Regions from separate parts of the Homo sapiens genome. Here regions 2 and 3 are each linked to region 1. A link is a loop called in an ENCODE intact Hi-C map of the cell type or tissue named here. Cell type or tissue: heart left ventricle. All regions are shown on one strand. Region 1 has its middle 6.2 kb from the start of DGKH. Region 2 overlaps VWA8 (von Willebrand factor A domain containing 8). Region 3 overlaps VWA8 (von Willebrand factor A domain containing 8).

Region 1 (8,000 bases):
CACCTCTTCTGAAGAGCCAGTTTCAACGAATCCATTATTTAAGATACCTGACTTACTAGCCTCTTCTCGGTCTTATCTGTAAATTAGAAGTTTTTAGAATGAATATCTAATTTGTGCACTGTGTACCTGCAATGTACTTCACCTTCCTCAAGAGTATTACAAGGTCAAGGTCTCAATCTTTCCAACCATTTCAACCATGTAGCTCAAAATAGCAACTGAAACAATTTCAAATATGTGGTATCTTACATTATTTATTTGATTTATAAGAATTCCTTGATCTTTTCCTTACTTAGTGATTTCAGATTTTTCAGTAATTGCTTAGATGCATCTTACATTTTTATTGTTACTTTGAAATCTCTGTTCAGAACATGTGACAAACACACTATTAAAGACTTCAACATAAGCTGTGTAGACACTGCATTTAGGGTGAAATGGAAATAGGTGGTAGCTACCCCTAAATTAGGTTTTTACTTAATAGAGATCCTGGCCCATTAAAACAAAGAACACCTATTAGACTGAAGATGTGTAAGTCACAGCCAAATTTCATGTCAACTTTATGAATATTCGTGTATTATTTTCTACAGAGGTATTTTGAATTGTATTTTTACTGATCACTACTCATAACAAAAGGGGTTTTATACCCATTGGCAACTTTCAAATCTCACATATTCTATGGCTTTATCTTAAATATTACGCCATAAATACGCAGAATGTTACATTTTATATCCTGAAGAGTTCAAAGTGTTCTAGGACTTGTGTTCCTAATCAATAAGGAACCATGCAAAGAATACTGCAGGTTGACCAAGTACAGGCATTGAGAAGCTGCCTTAATTAAAACTTAAGAACACGCTATTTGCTACATATTAAGAATTTAACATTCGAAACTTTTAACCTATTACCATTTCCTTAGTTGTTACCTGAATGAAAAAGATTTGGGGATTAACTGTGATATTAACTGCATATACATATGGTCATCCTCGTATCTGAGGCAAAAACCTTTCATCATCTAGACCTAATGCAAAGATGTTTATAACCTCTCATTTACATTTTGGCCCTATCCTTTGAAACTCTTTCCTTCCTAATTTTCCTTTCGACCTGGATAGTTTTATCAGCGCTAACTAGTATAAAACCATTTCAAAATAAAGCAAATTTTTTTTCTTTTTTTAGAGACAAAGTCTTGCTCTTTTGCCCAGGCTGGAGTGCAATGGCCAATCACAGCTCACTGCGTCCTTAAACTCTGGGCTCAAAGGCTCCTCTGGCATCAGCCTCCCAGGGTAGTCACAGGATACCTGGGACTACAGACATGCATCACCAGTCCTAGCTAGTTTTGTTGTGGTTGTTGTTATTTAGACATCATCTCCCCCTGGTCATCTTCCCCAGGATGGTCTCAAACTCCTGGCCTCAAGAGATCCTCCCACTTCGGCCTCCCAAAGTGTTGGGATTACAGGCATGAGCCACAGCACCAAAAGCAAATTTTAATAAGTGTACTCTAGCATCCCCCAACTAAGGACTACTTTGTAAATACTTCCACATTTTTGAAGTGTTGGCTAGAATTCTAACTACCTATTTTCCCCCCAGTAAGGCTTGTTTGGCTAAATATCTTTCTACCCATCCATGCCCACCACTAAAGTATTTTTTAATTGATTAGAAATTTAGTTTATGCCTCTATTTCCACTGAAATTTGATTGCATTTCAAAGCTAGCATTAAAGAAAATACACAGAAACTTAGAATGCTAAAATTTATCTTCTTTAGGCCCAATGACTTCCCCAGAATGCTAAGGCTGATCGTTTATTTAAATGGTTCGCTTAACTAACTTCAGTTCATCTCCCAATCGTGTCGTAAAGTTCAGCAACAGCTCAACATGGCTGCGTTTTAAGAAAGAAGTGCTGGGGCGGGCGCAGTGGCTCACTCCTGTAATCCCAAAACTTTGGGAGGCCAAGGCGAACGGATCACGAGGTCAGGAGATCGAGACCATCCTGGCTAACAAGGTGAAACCCCGTGTCTACTAAAAATACAAAGAATTAGCCAGGCATGGTGGCACGCGCCTGTAATCCCAGCTACTTGGGAGGCTGAGGCAGGAGAATCCAGGAGGCGGAGGTTGCAGTGAGCCAAGATGGCGCCACTGCACTCCAGCCTGGGCAACAGAGTGAGTCTGTCTCAAAAAAAAAAGAAGAAGAAAAAGAAAAAAAAGAAAGAAGTGCTGTTCTCTTTACTGTTTGTCAGCATCAATTCCTGATACTGTGTTTACTCTTCTGCCTGAATAGTTCCACGCAGAATCACACCATCATGTTTTAGGTTCCATCAAAAATGAATGAGGAGAGGCCAGGTGCAGTGGCTCATGCCAGTAATCCCAGCACGTTAGGAGGCTGAGGTGGGCAGATCGCTTGAGCCCAGGAGTTCAAGGCCAGTCTGGGCAACATATCTAGAACTATAGGTGCGCACCACCACGCCCATCTATACAAGAAAATGCCAAAATTAGCCCGGCATGGGGGCAAGCACCTATAGGTCCCAGCTACTCGGGAGGCTGAGGTAGGAGAATTGCTTGAGCCCAGGAGGCAAAGGTTGCAGTGAGCTGAGAATCAGGCCCCTGCACTCCAGCCTGGGTGACACAGTGAGACACTGCCTCAAACAATGAGGAGAGTAAATGGTTACATGCATGCTATTGTTATATGTACATGCCCTTATGTTATCCCATAAGGGATAATGCAACAGGATCTGTTCATTATTGAACAGAATGAATATTAAGCGTATTCAATATTGTTCAGTATTGAACATTCCTTTTCATAAATGTAAATGAGCATACTTTTATGGTAAAGCATTAAGTTGCCTATATTTGAATTTAAAAAGCAAATTTTACATAACTCTGACCTGTAATCCTAGCTCTTTGGGATGCCATGTCAGGAGGATCTCTTAAGGCCACAAGTTTGAGACCAGCCTGGGCAGATCCCACCTCTACAAAAAAAATCCAAAATGAGCCCAGCATGGTGGCATGTGCCTGTAGTCCTAGCTACTCAGGAGGCTGAGACGGGAGGATCCCTCCTGGCTGCAGTGAGCTACGATCATACCACTGCACTCCAGCCTGGGCAACACAGCAAGCCCCTGTCTCAAAAAAAACAAAACAAAAAAGTTTTTAAATTAAAAAAAAACTTTGAAATGGAGTCCAAGTCAAAGCAGGTATTCCTAACCTGAGGTCTTTGAGGATCCACAGATTGGTCTTAAAGAAATCTGTGGTACTCTTGAAATTGTATTAAAATGTTTTACATATATATATACACACACACATCAATACATATATAAAGCATATGTATGTAACATATATGTCACATAAGTGCATGTTTGAGGGAAAAAGGGTCCATAGCTTTGATCAGATTCTTAAAGGGATTGCTGACCCCAAAAAAGGTCACAAATCCCCAATTTTGATGGATTTTGTGTCCCTTCAAAACATATTTAATCTGTCTCTCCACCCCCTTTTCCCCTTGCTCCAAATGCCTGAAAGGTTTAACATTTAAACACTACTTTTTTCCCTAATGTATCCCACATTTATCTTTATATGCCACTTTTTAGTAATTTGGATAAATTGTCTTTTTTAAGAAGTTAAATGAAAATTCCCTTCATTAGTTCTTCGATGGACTTGGTGATATCTGTACGACCACAGGGTTTAGAATAAAGTCGCTTGTAAAAAGTATTATTTTATGCCACATAGCCATGATCTCTGAATGTATTTTTTGTGACTTTCTGATTGTAAACCATTAACATATACGAAACAAGACATTCTGTTTAGTTAAGAACGTTAGCTTTCTGAGGTCAAGGATCTGTTTCTCTGTTGTTGGTAACTGCTATCCAACAGTCCCGGAACATAATAGGTGCGGAATGAAAATAGGTGCAGAGCAAATGAAAAGGCCTTCAGTGTTTAAAGAAAATAAACCTAATTTTTAAAAGATGGCTCTGCAGTCTGAATAAAGTATTGTAGTCCATTCACACATTTATGTTAGGGCTCTAGTTTTAGAGGCTCCAGTGCTAAGACTGGAAACTGAATATTTTCTGTGGAAAATAAATGAGCATTTTACTTGTCACTTTTGAGAAGAAAAAAAAATTATCTAATTTTCTAAATGTTAAGTAGTTCCGACATCAGCAGCCTAAAGCAAAACACATACACCCGGATATTTCCATTGTGATTGGTGTTGGCTTAAAGTATGCAGGTTCCTACAGGAAAGTTTAAAAGTAAAGTCACTGAATTTAGTTCTCAATGATCTTTGATTTAAACTTCAAAACTGGATTGTATTTTTAATTTGGAGACTAGCTTAAGCCCCTGTGATAACCACAATGGAAGAAACAAGAGCAGATGGGCAACCTGACGACATGTTCAAATTCACGAAAGCAAAGACAGCTGCAGATGCAGAGGGATCAGAGTCGAAGGACGCTTCTGAAAGGTCAGGAATCAGGCCGAGAAACGTACTCTGGGCAAAGGAGGTACTCTGGGCAAAGGAGCTGAGAGCGTATATACTAGAAAAGAAAAAGGACAGCCAACCCTGGCACCTGACCTAGCGGCTCTCAACAGGCAGAGGGCCGGCCTGAGCAGACTCGGAGAGTCCCTGGGAAAACAGCATCCGAACACGTTGACCGGAACATGGGTGAGGCCAGAAATTTCGGACGGGGCTTTTCAGACTGGCTCACAATGTCAACCAAGAAGGAGTAGCAAATATCGAGGCAGGGCGTGGAGAGTCAAAATTCGACGCCAGGGAAAAGGCAGCCCACACAGGCTTCCAGAGCTCTGAGTGAGAGGGGGATTCCGGGGTGGAATCCCTGGAGGGATGTGAGACGGTTCTGTTTGAATCGGAAGAGAGAAGGAAGTTGAGGGAGTTTGAGGGAACAAATCCAAAGCCCCCTGGTCTCTTCCTCCTTATCCTCGCACACTTAAGACACGCACACACACTACTCTTGGTTCCTAAAATTACTCAACCTCCGCGTTGCGTGTGCAGCGAAATCCCAGGCGAAAGCGAAGTCAGCTTTCTGCTTCGTCCCCGGCAAAACCCGTTGCACCCTCCAGACGCCCAAGCTTTAGCGGCTGGCAGGAGTCGGAGGCGTGGTTCTGGGCTCCGCGCCGCGCTCAGCCTCTCCAGGCGCGTGTCCCCGGGAACCTGCGCGCCCAGGTGACGACCAGGGCGCGGTCTCGACAGGGAAAACCGGGCTCCTCAGACTCCCCACGCTGACCGCGCAGCCTGGCTTCTCCTCTCCCCCGCCTACATTCCACGGTCTCAAAGCAAGTGAAAAGTTGAGGAGTCGGTGAAGCCGGGAAACGGTCCTCGCAGGGCCGTCGCCAGCGGTTTGCCAGCGGTTCCTCGGGGAGAGCCTCGATCAGCCGGACAAAGGCGCTCCAGGCGGCGCGCGAGGAGGAGCCCGGGCGGCGGAGGAAGCGCTAACCCGGCTGGGAAGCAGCTGGGGACCTCATCCCGGGCCATTTCCTGAACGGAACCCGGCCCGGGCGGGGGGAGCAAAGGAGAAGCGGGAGGGGGTGGGCGCGGGCGCGGTACCCACCGGTTCCTCCCACGCTGGGCTGCGGGCGCCGGGCGCGGGGCGCACGTGCTGAGGCTCCATCGCGCCAGCCCGCGCCCGCCGGCCGCCCGGGCGCGCAGACCCGGGTCCCCGCCGCCGCCGCTGCGCCGGGGCTCCTGGATGCGCTTCCCTCGCCGCGGTCCCTCTCGGCCGCCGCCGCCGCCGCCCCGGCTCCCCGCCCGGGGCCAGCCACCGGCCCACCCGCCGTCTCCGGCTTCCGCCGCGCTCTCCCGCCCCCGCGCCGGTCCCTTCCTCCTCCGCCGCCTCCTCCTTCTCCACGGTCCCGCTCCCCTGCGCGGCTCCGAGCGGTCCGCTCCCCGCCACCGCCGCAGCCTCCCACGGGCGCAGAATCCGCCCCTCGCTCCTTCCTCCGCCCCCGGCGCCCTCCCCTTTTCCTCCCCGCTACCCGCCCCTCCCCCCCGCCGCCCCTCCTCCCGGCGGGTGGCCCGGGACACACGTGACCCCCCTGTCAGGCCTTATAAGGCGCGGAACCGAAAGCGGCCGCCGGGTGGTCACGGGCACCGGGCGGCCGCGCGGAAAGGAGCGGCCTCCCCCGGGGCCGGGCGCGCGGAGAGCGGCGAGGAAAGCCCGGGCTGGGCTGGGCTAGGCTGGCCACCGCGCTGGCGACGGGAGCAGACGCGGGTCCCGGGAGACGCCTCCCAGCGCCCCTGTCTCTCGCTCTCGCCGTCTCCCGGTGCAGCCCGCACCCGCCTCCCTCCAAACGCTGGCGGCCCGCGCTGCAGGCGCCTCCCCTCCTGGGGGTGCTGAGGCTTGAGCGAAATCCCACTGGACAGTAACCGGCTTCAGCGGAGCGAAAACTCAGCCGCACTCCAGCTACGCTCCAGGGCAAGCTGCGCCGGGCACCGTTTCTTCCTTGTGACGTTCAAAAGAATGCAGATGGGTTACCAACTACAGGAGAGGTTAAACTTGAGGGCGTGCTTTTTAAATTCATTATCAACGTTTTCATGGAAAGAACCGGCTAAGGAGTCGATCTGTCTTCCAGTTTTATCCCTAGACTCAAATTAGGACATGGGCTGGCTCTCAGTGAGCACTCAGTAAACAGCAAGTCTCCTCCTGCCCTTTGAAAAAGCGTTTCGGATCATCTTGGCATTGTAAGCGATTTTCATCTAGTTCCAGTCCAAGTGTGACTGGCTTTACACAGGTTACTCCCCCTCCTGGACTTTCAGGTTCGTTCTTTCAGCATCTTTTCAGGGCCCTCAATCATGCCATCATGTCAAATGCATTCACAAATTTTAAAAACAAATCGTCAAGTCAAAAACACATAATTGATCTAGCCCGTCCCCAGCCCTCTAATTCTTCAGGATCCTGCAAACCGACTTCTGTGCCGGCTGTTCCACGGGGACTGCACTGACGAAAGTCACTTCGTGGTTTTGAAAATCCCCTAAACCATTGTATATTTTCCAATGCCCGTCTTACTTGACCTATTTGCAGCGTTTGCACTGTTGATCAGATATTTATTTATTTTCAGACAGGATCTCGCTCTGTCGCCCAAGCTGGAGTGCAGTGGCGCGATCATGGCTCCCTGTATCCTCGACCTCCTGGGCTAAAGCGATCCTCTCGCCTCAGCCTCTCCAGCACTGGGACTACAGGCGGGCGCCACAAAGCTCAACTAATTGTTTTATTGTTAGTAGAGACGAGGGGGGACTCACTACGTTACCCAAGCTGGCCTCAAGCGATCCTTTGGTCTGGGCCTCCCAAAACGCTGGGATTACAGGAGTGAGCCAATGCGCCTGGCCCCGATTTTTATTCTTGAAACCATCCCTTCCATTGGCTCTGTGACACCTCGGTCTCCGTGTTTCCTAACCTTTTCTTGCTCAGCCACCTCTTGCATGTTGGAGCATCTAAATGGTCTTGCCCTTAGTCTGTCTCTAATGCTGCCTAGGCACATGGCTTCAATTACCAACCATGTGCTGATAACTCATAAATTTCCATTTCTGTCCCACATCTCCAGTTCTATAAAACGAACTTTTTACCAGAAATCTCTACCCAGATGTCCCATCGGCCTTAAACTCAACTTGACTAAAACAGAACTCAACTTTCCTGCCAGCTGGCTTTTCTCTCTAGTCTCATTCTCAGTAAATGTCACCACAATCCACTTAGTCACCCAAAGGAGAAATCTGGAAATTATCCCAGGCTTTTCCTTCTCTCATCTGCTGTCTGCCCATCCATGCACCTATCATTTCTGTCTATCACCTTCCCTCCATTCCACTGCTTTTTGCCTAGTTTCAGGTCTCTTGTTTCAAGACCCTGAAACACTATATTACTCTCCTTATTAGTCTCACTGCCTCTAAGTTTGTTGCACCTCCACCCTTGCCATCTCACGTTGTGACCGAAGTAAGCCTTCTAAAATACAAATTTTTGACCAAGTCATTCCCCACATCAGCCCTGCCAATGGCTCCCCATAGCCTGCAGGGTAAAGTCCCGA
Region 2 (8,000 bases), 370 kb after region 1:
TTCCAAGTCCCCAGAGGCCCACAATGGTTTAATAAAAAGGAACTTTCCTCATTTTACTGTGAATGCCTCAAAGTCAGAGACCACATCTCTTTTCTGTATCCTCGCTGTTTCATATGATGTCTGGCGCAAAATATGCTCAAACACATTTGTTAAATAAATAGGAGATATGTCGAGTTTTTCAGCTGGCCTATTTAAAAACCTTCAACTACATGCATGAAATAAAAATGTCAAGTTTCTTGTTTTTTGTAAACTACATTTGATAAATTCAAATTTGAATTTATCCAGGACATCCTGGATACTTCATTCCAACCAGAAATTGTAATAAAAGATGGATGGATGGATGGATGGATGGATGGATGAATAGATAAATATATAATTCTAATCAGAAATTGTCATCAAAGATTAGATAGAGAAACAGACAAAAATCTTAAAAAGCTTGGGTTTTGTGTTGGGGAGTTTTTTTTAAGAGAACTTGGTGGCCAAGATTTTATAAAATGGGATATTTTACAAATAGCTATTTCACTAGGGCCAACTCACATAGAAGTTGTGTGGAGTGGTGGCCAGAGCATAGATTTTAGTGCTAAAGAGGCCTGGGTTTGAAGCCATCTCCATCACTCTCCAGCTGTATCACCCCAAATAAGTCATATTGTTACATTACCTCTATAAGCCTCAGTTTCTTCATCTCTCAGACAAGAATTATTAGTCTTTGTTGTTGTCAGTATCAGAAGCACTCTCTGTGAAGACTAAGCAGTGTTTCTGACACACCATGGTGGCAGCTAATGATTTTGAGGATGATGGTTACTCAGGGCTGTGGAATAGAAATCAGTGTAGCACAGGAATTTGCTGGAAAACCAACACTGAGGTATACTAATGACATCACATGAGTATAACAATTATAGAATTAGTTGAGGGCTCTGGACCCCTTATCTCTTTATCTTCCCCCAACTTTTCATATTCTTTACTATCCAGGATCCTGAGAGCTGATCATAATCCCAAAAAACACAATCCCCATGCCATAACCCCAAATGTTGAAATCCCAAAAGAAAGATAAATATTCCTAAAGTCTAAAATTCTGGCACAATCCCAAAAGATGAAAATCTTGAAAATATAATTCTGGAAAAAATAATTTTAAAATTATTTAAAAGATATTTATGTACATTTTTGAAAGAAGATTTTTTTTTGAGAAACATAAAAACAGCAGAACAGGCTGGGGGTGGTGGCTCACACCTGTAATCCCTGCACTTTGGGAGACCGAGGCAGGCAGATCACTTGGGGTCAGGAGTTCAAGACCAGCCTGGCCAACATGGTGAAACCCCGTCTCTACTAAAAATACAAAAATTAGCTGGGTTTGGTGGCGGGTGCCTATAATCCCAGCTACTTGGGAGGCTGAGGCACGAGAACCACTTGAACAGAGGAGGCGGAGGTTGCAGTGAGCCAAGATCGCACCACTGCACTCCAGCCTGGGCAACAAGAGTGAGACTCTGTCTCCAAAAAACAAACAAACAAACAAAAACAGCAGAACACTTCACAAACCACCTTGCACAATAAAATAGGCAATAATAACATACACTTTTTGCAAGCATAAACACTCAGGTACACTAATGACATCACATGAGTATAACAGTTATGAACACATGAGCCATATTCATAAAGCAATTGGTCAAAAGGGAAATGTCATACATGCATATCAGTATGTTTGGCGGTTGAAGAAAAGACTGTTCCAGCTCTCAGAGACCAATTCACCTTCTGTATTTGTCCCCTCTAGGCTCTTGGCTGGTGGGATGATGTCCACCAATATTGAGGGCAGGTCTTCACCACCTGGTTCCCTCAGACTCACATACTAATCTCTTTTCCAGATTACAGATACAACCAAAATAATGCTTTACCAGGTTTCTAGGTATTCCATAATCGGTCCAACTGACACCTAAAATTAAGTCCACAAATACACCCTTTGTCAGCTTGGCACCTATATGCATCTCCTTAAACCATACTTAAATTTCCAAACAAAGACAGTAACAAAGTAATAGCTCCGTATAACATGATGCAATTATACTGTGATTGTGATTTTCAGGATTTTAAACTTTAGGGACTTTTATCTATCTTTTGGGATTTCAACAATCAGAATAATGGCATTCAGGATTGTCTTTTGGGATTATGATCCAAACTCCAGAGTCCTCACCCCACTGCCCCATCCTCACCTCACCTTCCCCTGTCTTGCAGGGCCCTAATAATGACAGATACTGTGTGATGAGCAACCCCTGTCGGTGCTTTGCATTTACTAATTTCATCTAATCCTCAGGATAATGCTTATGATGCTCAGATGCTGTGGTCATCTGAGGTTGTTATCCCCATTTTACAGTGGGGTTGTTATCCCCATTTTACAAATGAAGAAAGCAGGCCTCAGAGAGGTCAATAACTTGACCAACCTAACACAGCTCGGACAGGAGCAGGACTTCCTACCAGGTCAGTCTAATTAGAGAGTGTGCCGATTCCACCACATTTTACTGCATTGTTGTTGCTTCCTAAGAAGGAAAAACAGTTCAGATGATGAAATATTTTTTAAAAAAACTGTAAATGCAAAAACATTGACTCATCTTGGGAAGCTATCAAAGACAATGAAAATAACTTAGGTTGTTTTCTGACAGTAAAGAATCACAGCCCAATATGCTTCCCTGAGGGAAGCATATTTCTCAGAGTCTAGCCATGAGGGTTGACCCAGTACCTTGTCAAGTAGATCCCAGCGTTCTACCCTAGGCTACAGATAACTTGATTCCACTTTTAGCACCATTTTGGTATCTTGCAGTAATTTAATACTTGGCTCATGTCATGACTTGTTTGTAGATGTTACTCCTCCACAAACATCTGGTTATATAGAAGTCACTGATCTTCAATCAAAGAAACTCCGATATATCCCTATTCCCAGGTAATCCATTTCACCTTTGTTCTTAGCTTAGTATGTCATAAAAAATGAGTAAATTCTTGCTAAGTACTCTGAATAAATGAGTACTTTTTTGCTTCTTTAAATAGCAAGCTCTTTTTTTTTCCAGTTACAGTTGGTTTCTATCTTGCTGTTCTTCTGAATGTTTTCCTGGCATTTTTATTTTCATTTTGTAAAAATATTCCAGTGTTACATAGGTATAAGTCAAACAGCCTGCAAGTCTTTGTTCTCTTTTGTTTGATCTGTTCTAATAAGTTTTTCTGTATCTGAATAGCATTTTTAGTATTACAAAAATTATAATACTTATTAACTTTGTGTATGTATTTTCTGAAGTAAATGTGTTCAAAATATCAAAACAATTTAAATAGATTTCTTTAATATTGTTTTGATATATGTTATTATGCATCTGCAGTCAGGGAGGTTGTACAATAGCCAAAGGATCCCAAAGCTTTAGAATAGGACTTATTACTGTTCACCTCCTTCATTATTGTCCCACTATGGAAGCAAAGCATTTAAACTAGGTAAACTGAGGATTTAAAAACAGAAACAATAAAGCTTGATCTGTCCCTTGAAGAACACAGGCATCATCACCTGGAGCCCGTCCCTTTCTGGGTGCATCCATGCCTTATTTCCCTCTTCCAACCTAAGCTTGCACCTGCTTTGGCCTACTTATCCTAGGTTCCTCTTTTTCCCTTTCTTTGCCCTCCATGCCAAAGCCTTCTTCCTCTAATCTTTCTACTCTATTTTGACCTATATTGCAATCACATCTGCTCCTCTCATGTACTCCCTCACATTGCCACTGAGCCCTCACAACACAGCGGTTGAAGTCTTGGCTAGAAGCTCTAGCAGAGTAGCCTGGAGGGCCTGCAGAGGAAGACCAGGGACAACAGAATCTGTCAGTCACCCAAAATGTCACCAGGCTTCCTTTCTTCCCCCTTCTCCAACCCCTAGAAGAAGATAGCTCGGCATGATAGCACAAATAACTCAGAAACACAGCTTCATTTCTTAGGACCCTTTAATCAGATTAAAAAAATATGAAAACAAAATCATTCAAAGAAATAAATATACTTCTTCCAACATATATAAGTATGACTTCTTGGAACATCCTAATGTGTTGGTTTAATGGAAAATGGCTTTTAATCATTTGAGGAAATTGCATATTCCATCTTAATTATATGCTCATTAAAATATACTAATTCAAGTAACAAAAGCAAATAACATCTTTTTTAACATATCTAAAACATTGATAATTTTTTCCAGTATTTATAGTCATTTCTCTCACTAGTTTTTTATTTCAGCGTTTTTCTCTTTTAACTTTCCGTATGAATCACATGTTATACCTGCCATGGAAAGAACATCTGGAAGAGCAGCTGTGTGCACAGCCCAGAGCCAGCTGGCCACCATAATTCATTCAGTTAGGGCTGCACTGTCCAATGGAAATATAATGAAAGCCATATATGTAATTATATATTTCTTGGTAGACACACTAAAATATTGTTTTAAGGTGAAATTAATTTTAATATATTTTATTTAACCCAATGTATCAAAAATATTATTATTTTGACATGTAGTCAATATGAAATTTTTAATGAAATATTTTACATTCCTTTTTTTCCCTAAGTCTCTGAAATTCAGTATGTATTTTACACTTAAAGCACATCTCCATTTGGACTTGCCACATTTCAAGTGTCAAGAGTCTGTTTCATTGTCAGTATGAATTTAGAGTCTGTTTCATTGTCAGTATGTCCTGAGTTTCTCTTAACTACTGCTTTTTTTGACATATGTATAAAATCCAAGGGAACAACCCATCTGGACTTCAGTTTTTTGCTAGTAGCTTAGATTTAGCATTCTGCTAGATATCAGGAATTTTCCATTTGATAGCTAATTTCAAATAATAGAAAATACAATAAAACTGTATGTAGCTTCAGGGCCAAAATGAATACATCACTTTTGCTCTCACATAATTTTCTTCAAAGTTTTATATTATCTGCATTTGTAAAGTAGTACTGCCAAGCTTTCATATGTGGCTGTGTATAAATTTAGGCTTCACTCTACTATAATTCTATGTGTTCATTTAAAACTTTGTTATTATTTATAAGGAAAACATTCTTTAAGTGAAGAAAAGATTTTAGACCTAGTGTGCAAATTGTAGTAAATATGTAATTTCTTCAGTAATTTTTTTTAAATAAATTAAAGAAATTGCCTGTAAATGTAAAGTTTTGCTATGAAGAGTTAAGTAGTGACAATTAGTAGGTACAGTGGTCAATAGAATCATACAGCTTGGGTGTTCTTGGCAGAATTTCAAACAACATAGTTACAAATGGATAAATTTCATTATTCTTGAATAGCCCCTTACTCCATCATCTGTAACTACTAAGTTTTTTCCTGCAGCAAATATTTATTGATAGAGTACCATGTATTGTATCAAATGTTACCTTCTTTGAGCCCTTCTGGGAGTCCTGTAAAGTAGCTCAGAACATATGGTCCCATCCCACTGTTGTTCTCATATGAACATTTTCTAAGTCTTCTGTGTCCAAGAGTGGCCGCCCTTGTCACTCTGTGTTTAGTATCAACTAAGGCAGACTGAAAAAAGGTCAAATTAGTCTTGATTTATCTTTTAGAATATTATAAGAATTTACCTAATATATAATGGTTTTGTGTTTTTCCAAAATCTACAATGATAGCTTGTTATGTTTTTCTTATCAGACCATCTCTTTAGACTATTTATTTCATATAGAAAATATCAGATGCATTTTGCAAGCCAACACTGACAATAGGAATTTATAATCTGTATCACTTTTGTATAATAAGAGCTATACTCAGATAAAGGAGATATGCAGTTGACTCTTACAGACAAATTTGCTTTCCTAGAAATTACTATACATACATATATATATACACACATATACAGATGTCAGAAATATATAATGAAATATGTGTGAAATATGTAAGAAATCTATACATTCCTTGTTATAGAGTCACGTAACTTTCTAAGTCAGAAAAGGCAAAATATCACATACAAATGCAGTCGAAATGCATAAACAAGAAATTGGTTTCAGCACTGACATTAGGCCTCTAAGGAGTGAGTCCAGTACTCACTCATTAGCGTGTGAGGTATGAACTGGTATAGGGTTCCTTTCTTCCTGACAGTGGAAGCTAGTGTCGTCCACTGTCAGGAAATACAGGAAAATGCAGAGAACCAGTAAATTACAGTGTATTTTTGCTTCTTACAGATGGTTCTGTTGATATCTTGTCTTTTAATGTGCTCATTATTAGAGTTCTGTCTTAGATCAGGCTGTTACAGCAGAATACTATAGAGTGGGTAGCTTAAGTGACAAATATTTATTTTCAGTCTGGAGGCTGGGAAAGCCAAAATAAAGGGGCCAGCCAATTCAGTTCCTAGTGAAGGCTGTCTTACAGAGGGCTAACTTCTTGCTGTATCCTAACATGAATGGGGGGGAAGGGAAACAGGCAGAGACCACATGCAAGTGCAAGCTTTCTGGTCTCTTCTCATAAGGGCCCTAATCCCATTCTATAAAAGAGGCTCTACCCTCACAACTTCATCTAAGCCTAACTACCTCCAAAAGTACCCACCTCCTAATACTATCATATTGGGGGTTAGGGCTTCAACATATGAATTTGGCGGGCGGGGGGATGCGGATACAAGCATTTAGTCCATAGCAAATTCTTTATAGCAAGTTTAGAGAACCTAATCAGTTTAAACCAGCTTTGTTTCCTGGCCTACCAATTAGTTATATACTGTGATCACTTATAAAAACATCTTTCTTAAAATAGTCTTTCTGGTTTTTTTTTATATTCATGATTGTCCTGCCTCATGTTTGCTTACGAACCCTGGGCATGTTTGTTTAAGAACTTTTGCTCATAGCGTATCCTCATAACCTGCCTATGTGGTGACAGAGGTAAGAGCAGGTATAAAATAATGAGTAGTGTGAGCATACTTTTTCAACAGTAAAGAACATTACAATGTGCAGTGTCATCCCTCCTGCTTTATTTTTGTGGTCTCTTAGCTTCACTTGGATTCCTTTTTCCAGATCAGAATCTCTCTCGCCGTATACCACATGGCTGTCGACCATTTCAGACACAGATGCACTGCTGGCTGAGTGGGACAAAAGCGGTGTTGTTACTGTTGATATGGGAGGTCACATCAGGCTTTGGGAAACTGGACTTGAACGTCTGCAGCGATCACTCATGGAATGGAGAAACATGATTGGACAAGATGACAGAAATATGCAGGTACCATTTGAATTCACCTTATCTCTTAGAGGTGCACATTCAAGTATAAATTTAGTTCCAGATGCCACAGTCATGAAAATTTCTGGGCCAGTGACTCAAAAATAGTTGCTTAAAGAACTAAAAGAATTTTTAGATACAAAATAAAAAGACAAAAACAAATTCTCCATCTAAATGATGAAAAAGTAAAAATGTGCCTTTTTTTCTGTCAGTGCTTAAATGTGCAGGTTACTGACATCACACCATATGAATACAATCAGCAGCTTTTAGTTTTTTAACCTTAAGCTCTAACCAGTTTCCAGTAGCACCTTTGCATCTGTTCTCACTTTTACCATCTTCAGTGTCAGCATCTCTACATGCTACCTAGGAAACAGAAACATTTAGGAACTAGAATACAGCAGATTATTACAAGGCCAGGACCTCTAAACTAGAGAAGGTGAGCAAAAATATGCATCCAATAGAACGTTTTTTATCAACTTCCTTATTTCCAAGTAATGCAAATTTAGTAGTCAACAATAAGTAGACCCAACCCTGCACTGGAGAAAAATATGGGAACAGGCCACCAAAGTGAAAAGAAACCTGATAACTCCAGAAATGACTCAGTCATCATCTAATCAATCTAGTTGCTGTCTGGAACTAATTTGAAGAATGAGGAAGGCTATATGCCCATATATACTAAAGCATATAATAAAGGGATTTATTTGCTATTCATTTATTTTAATCTTTGGAACAAAACTTCTCCTGTTCACGTTACTTTCTTATCCAACAAAAAGAAAAGTAGGTTCCTCCCAGCCAGGTTGTTCTGCAAAGA
Region 3 (8,000 bases), 190 kb after region 1:
AAGATAAAAGGTAACAAATGTTGGTAAGCATGTGGAGAAGAAATGCTTGTACGTTGTTGGTAGAAAGGTAAATTAGTACATACATTATAGAAAATAGTATGGAGGGTCCTCAAAAATTAAAAACAGAACTACCACATGATCCAGCAATCCCACTTCTGGGTGTATATACAAAGGAAATAAAGTCAGTATCTTGAAGGAATATCTGTGCTCCCATGTTTATTGTGGCATATTCATAATAGCCAAGATAGGTAATTAACATGTTTTCATTGACAAATGAATAAAGAAAATATGCAGTATATACAGAATGAATTATTATTCAGCCTTTAAAAAGCAGAAAATCCCGTCTGTATTAATCCATTTTCACACTGCTGATAAAGACACACCCGAGACTGGGAAGAAAAAGGTTTAATTGAACTTATAGTTCCACATGACTAGGGAGGTCTCAGAATCATGGTGGGAGGCAAAAGTCACTTCTTACATCACTGGAGCAAGAGAAAATGAGGAAGAAGTGAAAGTGGAAACCCCTGATAAATCCATCAGATCTTATGAGACTTATTCACTACCACGAGAACAGCACGAGAAAGACCAGGCTCCATGATTCAATTACTTCCCCCTGGGTCCCTCCCACTACATGTGGGAATTCTGGGAGATACAATTCAAGTTGAGATTTGAAGGGCACATAGCCAAACCATATCACTGTCATTTGCAATAATGTAAATAAACCTGGAGGACATTATGCTAAGTGAAATAAGCCAGCCACTGAAAAGCAAATACTACATTATCTCACTTAAATGTGAAATCTAAAAAATCAAACTCATAGAATCTGGTGGGGTCTTTCATTTGGCTTGCTGCTGGAGTCCTTAGGTGGACTGGCCTGGTGCCTGACTCTGCAGAGAATAGGGTGCTGGTTGTCAGGAACTGGGGAATGGGAAAAAGGGGAAAGTGTTAGTCAAAGGGTACAAAGTTTCAGTTAAGCAGAATGAATAAGTTCTCAAGATCTAATGTACATTATAATGATTATAGGTGATAATACCATATTGTATACTTAAAAATTGCGAAGACAGTAGACCTGAAATGTTCTTACCACAAAAAATATGTAACTATGGTTTCTATCTCTTTGTTGAGCTTTTCACTTTGTTTGTATATTGTTTTCCTGATATCATTTAGTAGCCTGTGTTCTCTTTAGCTCACTGTTCCTTTAAGACCATCATTTTGAATACTTTGTCAGGTAGTTCGTAGGTCTCCATTTATTTAGTGTCAGTTCCTGGTGCTTTATTTTGTTCTTCTGGTGGTTTTGGTTCCCTGATTGTTAGTGATCCTCATGGGCTTGCATTGGTGTCTGTGCATTTGAAGAAGTGGACATCCAGTCTTTATAGACTGGCCTTGATAGGGAAAGCTTTTTACCAGCCAACCCAGCCAGACATTCTGGGCAGACCATCTGGTGGGGTCTTTCATTTGGCTTGCTAATGGAGTCCTTAGGTGGACTGGCCTGGTGCCTGACTCTGCAGGTGAGTGGGCCTATCAACTAAGTCTCTGAGGGTGGCTCTGAAGCCTGAGTTCATGGAGAACAGCCTGAACTTGGGTTGATGGGACCTAACATAGTGCTATGGCAGACCTTGAGGCTGAGTCTTCAGAGTCCAGTGTGGCACTATGGTGGTCCTGGAACCAGGGTACATGGGTATGAGCTGGGTCCTGGTCCCTGAGTCTAGGGGGCTGCCTGATACCAGGGCCTGCTGGGCTGGGCCTGGTGACTGGGTCCACAGGGAACTACATTATAGTATGTACTTGGCTCCTTATTTAATTAAAGTGTACTTTTTTAGTAATGGATAACATCTTTTGTGTTAATAAACTTAATTATCATGAGGTATTTATTAGATTTATAAAGACACACTAGGAGGCCTTTGGGCATGTGTATAAAAATAAACATTACAGTAAAGCCAAATCCATTAGTCCAAGAAAGAAAACAAAGGTAAAATGACCAAGGAATCCCACCAAATAAGGAACTCCTGTCTGAAAGGTATTTCTTTTACTATTCTTGATGATCGGTGAAGTTGAAGAGGGAAGAAACTTCAAATTTGGGAACTCTGCATGGAGTAACTCCAGACATAAGGACATTATGTAATGAAGTCATAGTCCTGCTGGTAGCAACACATTGCTGTGTTTGATCATCTCCATTAGGCAGCACTTCTGTTTTCTTTTTCTTTTCTTTTTTTTTTTTGAGACAGAGTCTCACTCTGTCACCCAGGCTGTAGTACAGTGGCGCGATCTTGGCTCACTGCAACCTCTGCCACCCAGGTTCAAGTGATTCTCCTGCCTCAGCCTCCCAAGTAGCTGGGATTACAGGCACCTGCCATCGTGCCCGGCCACTTTTTGTATTTTTAGTAGAGACAGGGTTTCACCATATCGGTCAGGCTGGTCTTGAACTCCTGACCTCATGATCCACCGGCCTCGGCCTCCCAAAGTGCTGGGATTACAGGCACGAGCCACCGTGCCTGACCTATGCACTTCTGTTTTCAATGTACTTTACAGTAATTTTGATTAGGAGTCTTAGGGAAATCTTTTGAGAGTCCTCAGGATTTTATAGTCATTGAAGACCACTGCAAATGTGAGGAGTTTGCCAGAGGTTAGTGACGTTAGTGATGAAGTTACATATCTTATAGATATATCTATATATCCTTATGATCCATCCTTGTGGGAAATATATTGAAAAAGAAAATAATGAAGGGTATAACTTTGATTTGATTTTAAAATTTACAAATATTTGCAAGTAGAATATATTTTGTGAACATATTTTTTCCCCTGGAAATGAAAAGTAAATATATGCTTTTCAGTTTTATGACCTAGATGCCTTTTATGATTCCTAAATGCTTAGTTTTGTATTCTTCCCCTATTAAAGAAAACCCCAGTTTTTCAGGATCCACATCACTTTCTGAATACGTAGAACTTTATTGCTGATTTTAAAGCCAGTCTCATAGTTAGAAACAAGGCTGTTTGAAGTGGAAGCCATTTGGCAGAACCATAGAGATAGAGCCAAAAATAACAGAGAAGGAAAAGGCAATCTTTTACAGAGCTCAACTCATGCCTCCAGGAATGTGGAGTTGAAGTATCTTGGGATTTGAGTTGGTAGAAGCTGCTAAAATCCTGATTTTACACTCTATTGACTGCTGTTAAAAGGTTAACAATTTAAAGAGGAGCCTTAGCCAGCCTAGCACCTCTGATGCTTCATGTTTATTTCTAGTAGCTCCCTTAAGCTCTCCCAGATTTAGGTAGCTGCAGACAGGGAGCCCCTGCAGGAGAGGAATGATAGTCACTATGCTATCACATAGGTGGGAAGGCTGCCCTGTGTATTAGTCTGTTCTGTCAGTGCTATGAAGAAATACCCAAGACTAGTTAATTTTAAAGGAAAGAGGTTTAATTGACTCACAGATCTACATTGCTGGGGAAGCCTCAGAAAACTTACAATCATGGCAGAAGGCAAAGGAGAAGCAGGCACCTTCACTAGGTGGCAGGAGGGAGTTGAGTGCAAGCAGGGGAAATGCCAGATGCTTATAAAACCATCATATCTCATGAGAACTCACTCACTATCACAAGAACAGCATAGGGGAAACCACCCCCATGATCCAGTCATCTCCACCTGGTTCCGCCCATGACACATGGGGATTATGGGGATTATAATTCGAGGTGAGATTTGGGTGGGGACACAGCCAAGCCATATTACCCTGAGAGTTCAACCAGCACATTTCTTTAATCTTAGCAAGCCTTTTTCTATGTTGCTTCAAGTGAGAGGCTCCTCATTTGTTTTTAGTAACTCTCCCTGAATCCATTGGATTCTTTTCTGTTTCCCAGCTAGTGAACAAATGTTTGGCTTCCTGCTGCACAGTGTCTTCCATGGAGTAGCAATTCAGAAAAGGCAGCTTTAGTTTTGTGAGGAAGGTGCCAAAAGGGATGCATTGTCAATCAAAAGAGTTGTCAAGTACTGGAACATGGCACATTTCTTAGCCTTCTCCCCATCACCCTCACCCCTCATAGCCAGTTGTCAATATTCCATCATTTGTTTTTTGCAGGATCTACTGTAACCATGAACATTTCCAAAAATTCTAACCCACTATCCTTGGGCCCATTATTGAGCCTTTGGTGGAAAATGCATTTGGCATATGGAGTTTTACTTTATAGAGTTTTTAAGAACTCATCAGTTTTGTCATTTGAACATTTGTAGATATGTAGTTAGAGTATGTTGCATTCCATATTCTATTCACTAAAGTTGTAGAGTGATCTCTTAAGAATGTAAATCAGATCTTTTCATTTCCCTGATTAGAATCTGTCAATGGCCTCCCATCATACTTAGAATAAAATAAAGACACTTTACCCTGGCATATGAGTCTTCCATTAACGAGGTTACCCATTAGAACCACTCAAGGATCTTTGAAAAACTTCCAGTGTCCAGGCTCTACCACCAGAGAGTCTAAAGTAATTGGTGGGAGGTGGGACCAGTATTTTTCAATTATAACCAGCAGCCAGGGTTGAGAACCACTGCGCTATGTGACCCAATCCATGCCTACCTCTTCAGCCTTCTCCCTTCCTGCTGGACCCTCTACTGATATGTTTCAGTCTCACTGGGTACTTTTAATCCCTTAAATCTGTCTGGCTTCTTTCTGCTATGGGGCATTTTCACAGGCTGTGTCATCAGACTGGAATATTCTTGCCTGATCTTCACGTGGCCTCTTGACTTTGAAATCTCAACTTAAATATCTGTAGAGAAAGCGTTTTTGATGCACTGAGTCATTTGCCATCATACTATCTGATATTTTCTGTGTAGTACCAACTACTATGTGGTATTTTCTTATTTGTGTCCTTCTATTCCTTTCTTCTCCTCCTGTCTCCTTTCCTTTATCTATTTTTGTTCATTCCCACTGGAGTGTAAGATCCATGTTTATTTTTTTCACTACTGAATTCTCAGCACCTGAAACAGTGATTTGCAAGCAGTAGGCTGGTTCTCTCTCTTTCTCTCTTCATATATATATTCAATATATATTTGAATGAATAAATTGTGGAAATTTTAGATTATTTAATTAATTTTTTGAGACATAATCTTGCTGTGTCATCCAGGCTGGAGTGCAGTGGCATGATCTCGGCTCACTGCAACCTCTGCCTGCAGAGTTCAAGCAATTCTGCTTCAGCCTCCCGAGTAGCTGGGATTACAGGTGTGCACCACCACACCTGGCTAATTTTTAGTAGAGATGGGGTTTCACCATGTTGGCCGGGCTGGTCTTGAACTCCTGGCCTCAGGTGATCCGCCTACCTTGGCCTCCCAAAGTGCTGGGATTACAGGCGTGAGCCACCGTGCCTAGCCTGAAAATTTTAGATTATTTTTAAATGACCTCTGTTGTCAGCTTTTCTTTACTATTTTTACCTGCTTTAATATTAACTTTATTTTAAATTCTAAGATAGGAATTTTCTGTCATTTAATTGTGTGCAGCATTGTCATATCACTTCTATTACTGTCCTGAATTGTGAACTGAGACTTATTGTTATATTAAAATTTGAACATATTTATAGTTTGTTTCTTCACTTGATTCAGATTCAGCTGTCATTTATTAAATAACCATTAGGTGCCAGGCATTATCTCATTTAATTCTAAAGATATTTTACTCATTTCACTCATTTATCACATAATAAGGAAGTTGCAGAAGTGGAATTGAATCCCAGCCTTCCTCACTTTGTAGCCATCCTTTCACATGTGTTACCCCTCATGTGGCTGACTAACAGGGATTTGAGTGGTGTTGAGGGTGGTCAAATGCAGTATCTGCTCCAGGTGTCTTTATTGAATACCAAACGGGTAATTCATAATTACACCAATCTTGATTTCATATTTTGTTACTTGCTTTTAGAAACTAATTTATTATAAGCTGAGCACAGTGGCACACACCTGTATTCCCACCTACTTGGGCGGATGGATCACTAGAGCTCAGGAATTCAACACTGTGGTACACTATTAGTGCTTATGAATAGTTAGCCAGGACAATGTAGGGAGACCTGTCTCTTAAAAAAAAAAAAAAGAACTAAAAAGCTTATTATGAGGCAAATATTATTGCAGATATTTAATTTATTTTTAATTCCAACTTTTATTTTAGATTCAGGAAGTACGTGTGCAGGTTTGTTACATGAGTATATTGTGTTATGCTGTTGGTTTGGGGTATGAATGGTCGTATCACCCAGGTAGCATAGTACCCAACAGTTATTTTTCAGCCCTCACCCTTCACTTCTTCCCTCCCACTCAGTAGTCCCCATTGTCTATTGTTCCCATCTCTATGTCAGTGTGTACTCAATGTTTAGATCCCACTTGAGTGGGTGAGAACATGAGTGAGTGAGAACAAGTGGTATCTGGTTTTCTGTTTCTACGTTAGTTTGCTTATAATGTCTTCCAGCTCCATCCATGTTGCTGCAGAGGATGTGATTTCATTCTATTTTATGGCTGCATATTATTTAATGGTGTATATGTATTACATTTTCTTTATCCAATTCACCATTGATGTGCATCTAGTTTGCTTCCATGTCTTTGCTGTTGTGAATAGTACTGCAGTAAACATACATGTGCATGTGTCTTTTTGGTGGAACTATTTATTTTCCTTTGGGCATATACCCAGTAATAGGATTGCTGGGTCGAATGAAGATAGTTCTAAGTTCTTTGAGAAATCTTCAAACTGCTTTCCACAGTGGCTGAACTAACATTCCCACAAACAGTGTGTAAGTGTTCCCTTTTTTCCACAATCTCGCCAGCATTTGTTATTTTTTGACTTTTTCATAATAGCCATTCTAACTGATGTGAGAGGTAATAGGCATTCTAACTGATGTGAGAGGGTATCTCATTGTTTTGATTGGCATTTCTCTAATGATTAGTGATGTTGAGCATTTTTTCGTATGTTTTTTGGCCACTTGTATGTCTTCTGAGAAGTATCTTTTCATGAAGTCATGTAATGTGATGCCTCTGGCTTTGTTCTTTTTGCTTAGGATTGCTGTGGCTATTTGGGCCTTTTTTGGTTCCATATGAATTTTAAAATAATTTTTTCTATTTGTGTGGCAAATGACATTGAGAGTTTGATAGGAATAGCATTGAATCTGTAAATTGCTTTGGGCAGTATGGTCATTTTAACAATATTTATTCTTCTAATCCATGAGCATGCAATGTTTTTCCGTTAGTTTTTGTCATCCGTGATTTTTTTCAGCAGTGTTTTATAGTTCTCCTTGTAGAGATCTTTCACCTCCTTTTTTACATGTATTCCTAGGTATTTTATTTAACTTTTTTTTTTTGGCAGCTATTGTAAATAGGAATGTGTTCCTGACACATTCAGCTTGAATGTATTGGTGTATACATTAGATGTTGAATGTTATCGGTGTATCCATTCAATGTTGAATGTTACTGGTATGTAGGAATGCTACTGATTTTTGTTCATTGGTTTTGTATACTGAAATTTTACTGACATCTGTTCTAGCAGCATTTTGAGGGAGTCTGTGGGGTTTTCTAGGTATAGAATCATATCATGTGGGAAGAGAAATAGTTTGATTTCCTATCTTCCTATTTGGATGCCTTTTATTTCTTTGTCTTGCCTGATTGCTCTGGCTAGGACTTCTAGTACTATGTTGCATAGGAGTTATGAGAGTGGGCATCCTTGTCTTGTTCAGTTGTTAAGGGGAATGCTTCCAGCTTTTGCCCATTCAGTGTGATGTTGCCTGTGGGTTTGTCATAGCTGGCTCTTATTATATTATTTTGATGTATGTTCCTTCAGTGCCTAGGTTGTTGAGGGTTTTTATCTTAAATGGATGTTGGATTTTATCGGAAGCTTTTTCTGTGTCTACTGAGATGATCAAAATGGCTTTTGCTTTTAATTCTGTTTATGTGGTGATCATATTTATTGATTTGCATATGTTGAATCAACTCTGTGTCCCAGGAATAAAGCCTGCCTGACCATGGTGAATTAACTTTTATTTGCTACTGGATATGT

What was found. Hi-C counts contacts between places; a loop is a spot of excess contacts. Peaks named below come from ENCODE experiments on the same cell type or tissue, not always from the same donor. Only the 100,000 strongest peaks of a DNase experiment are listed, where the experiment ranks them.
Region 2: it touches region 1 in a loop (2.7-fold over the local background); 42 of 110 quality-filtered maps call a loop at or near these places.
Region 3: it touches region 1 in a loop (1.9-fold over the local background); 2 of 110 quality-filtered maps call a loop at or near these places.

What each region holds. Positions count from the first base shown.
Region 1 is chr13:42,038,479-42,046,478 of GRCh38, reverse strand. It overlaps a transcript of DGKH not described here. Among named protein-coding and RNA genes, the nearest start is that of DGKH, 6.2 kb to the left of the region's middle. RefSeq lists silencers at 5,385-5,494, 5,685-5,774, 5,795-6,354 and an enhancer at 6,505-6,674. In heart left ventricle, a CTCF peak has its summit at 4,545; DNase peaks (open chromatin) are centred at 4,558, 5,428 and 5,918; H3K4me3 peaks cover 3,265 bases; H3K27ac peaks cover 2,623 bases.
Region 2 is chr13:41,670,138-41,678,137 of GRCh38, reverse strand. VWA8 (von Willebrand factor A domain containing 8) reads left to right here. Exons shown (of 45, transcript NM_015058.2): 36 at 2,842-2,923; 37 at 6,991-7,192. Among named protein-coding and RNA genes, the nearest start is that of MIR5006, 110 kb to the right of the region's middle. In heart left ventricle, no CTCF peak of the experiment used is centred here; no DNase peak of the experiment used is centred here.
Region 3 is chr13:41,844,105-41,852,104 of GRCh38, reverse strand. All of the region lies in intron 12 of VWA8 (von Willebrand factor A domain containing 8), which reads left to right. Among named protein-coding and RNA genes, the nearest start is that of VWA8, 110 kb to the left of the region's middle. In heart left ventricle, a CTCF peak has its summit at 3,497 (motif pointing right); no DNase peak of the experiment used is centred here; H3K27ac peaks cover 762 bases.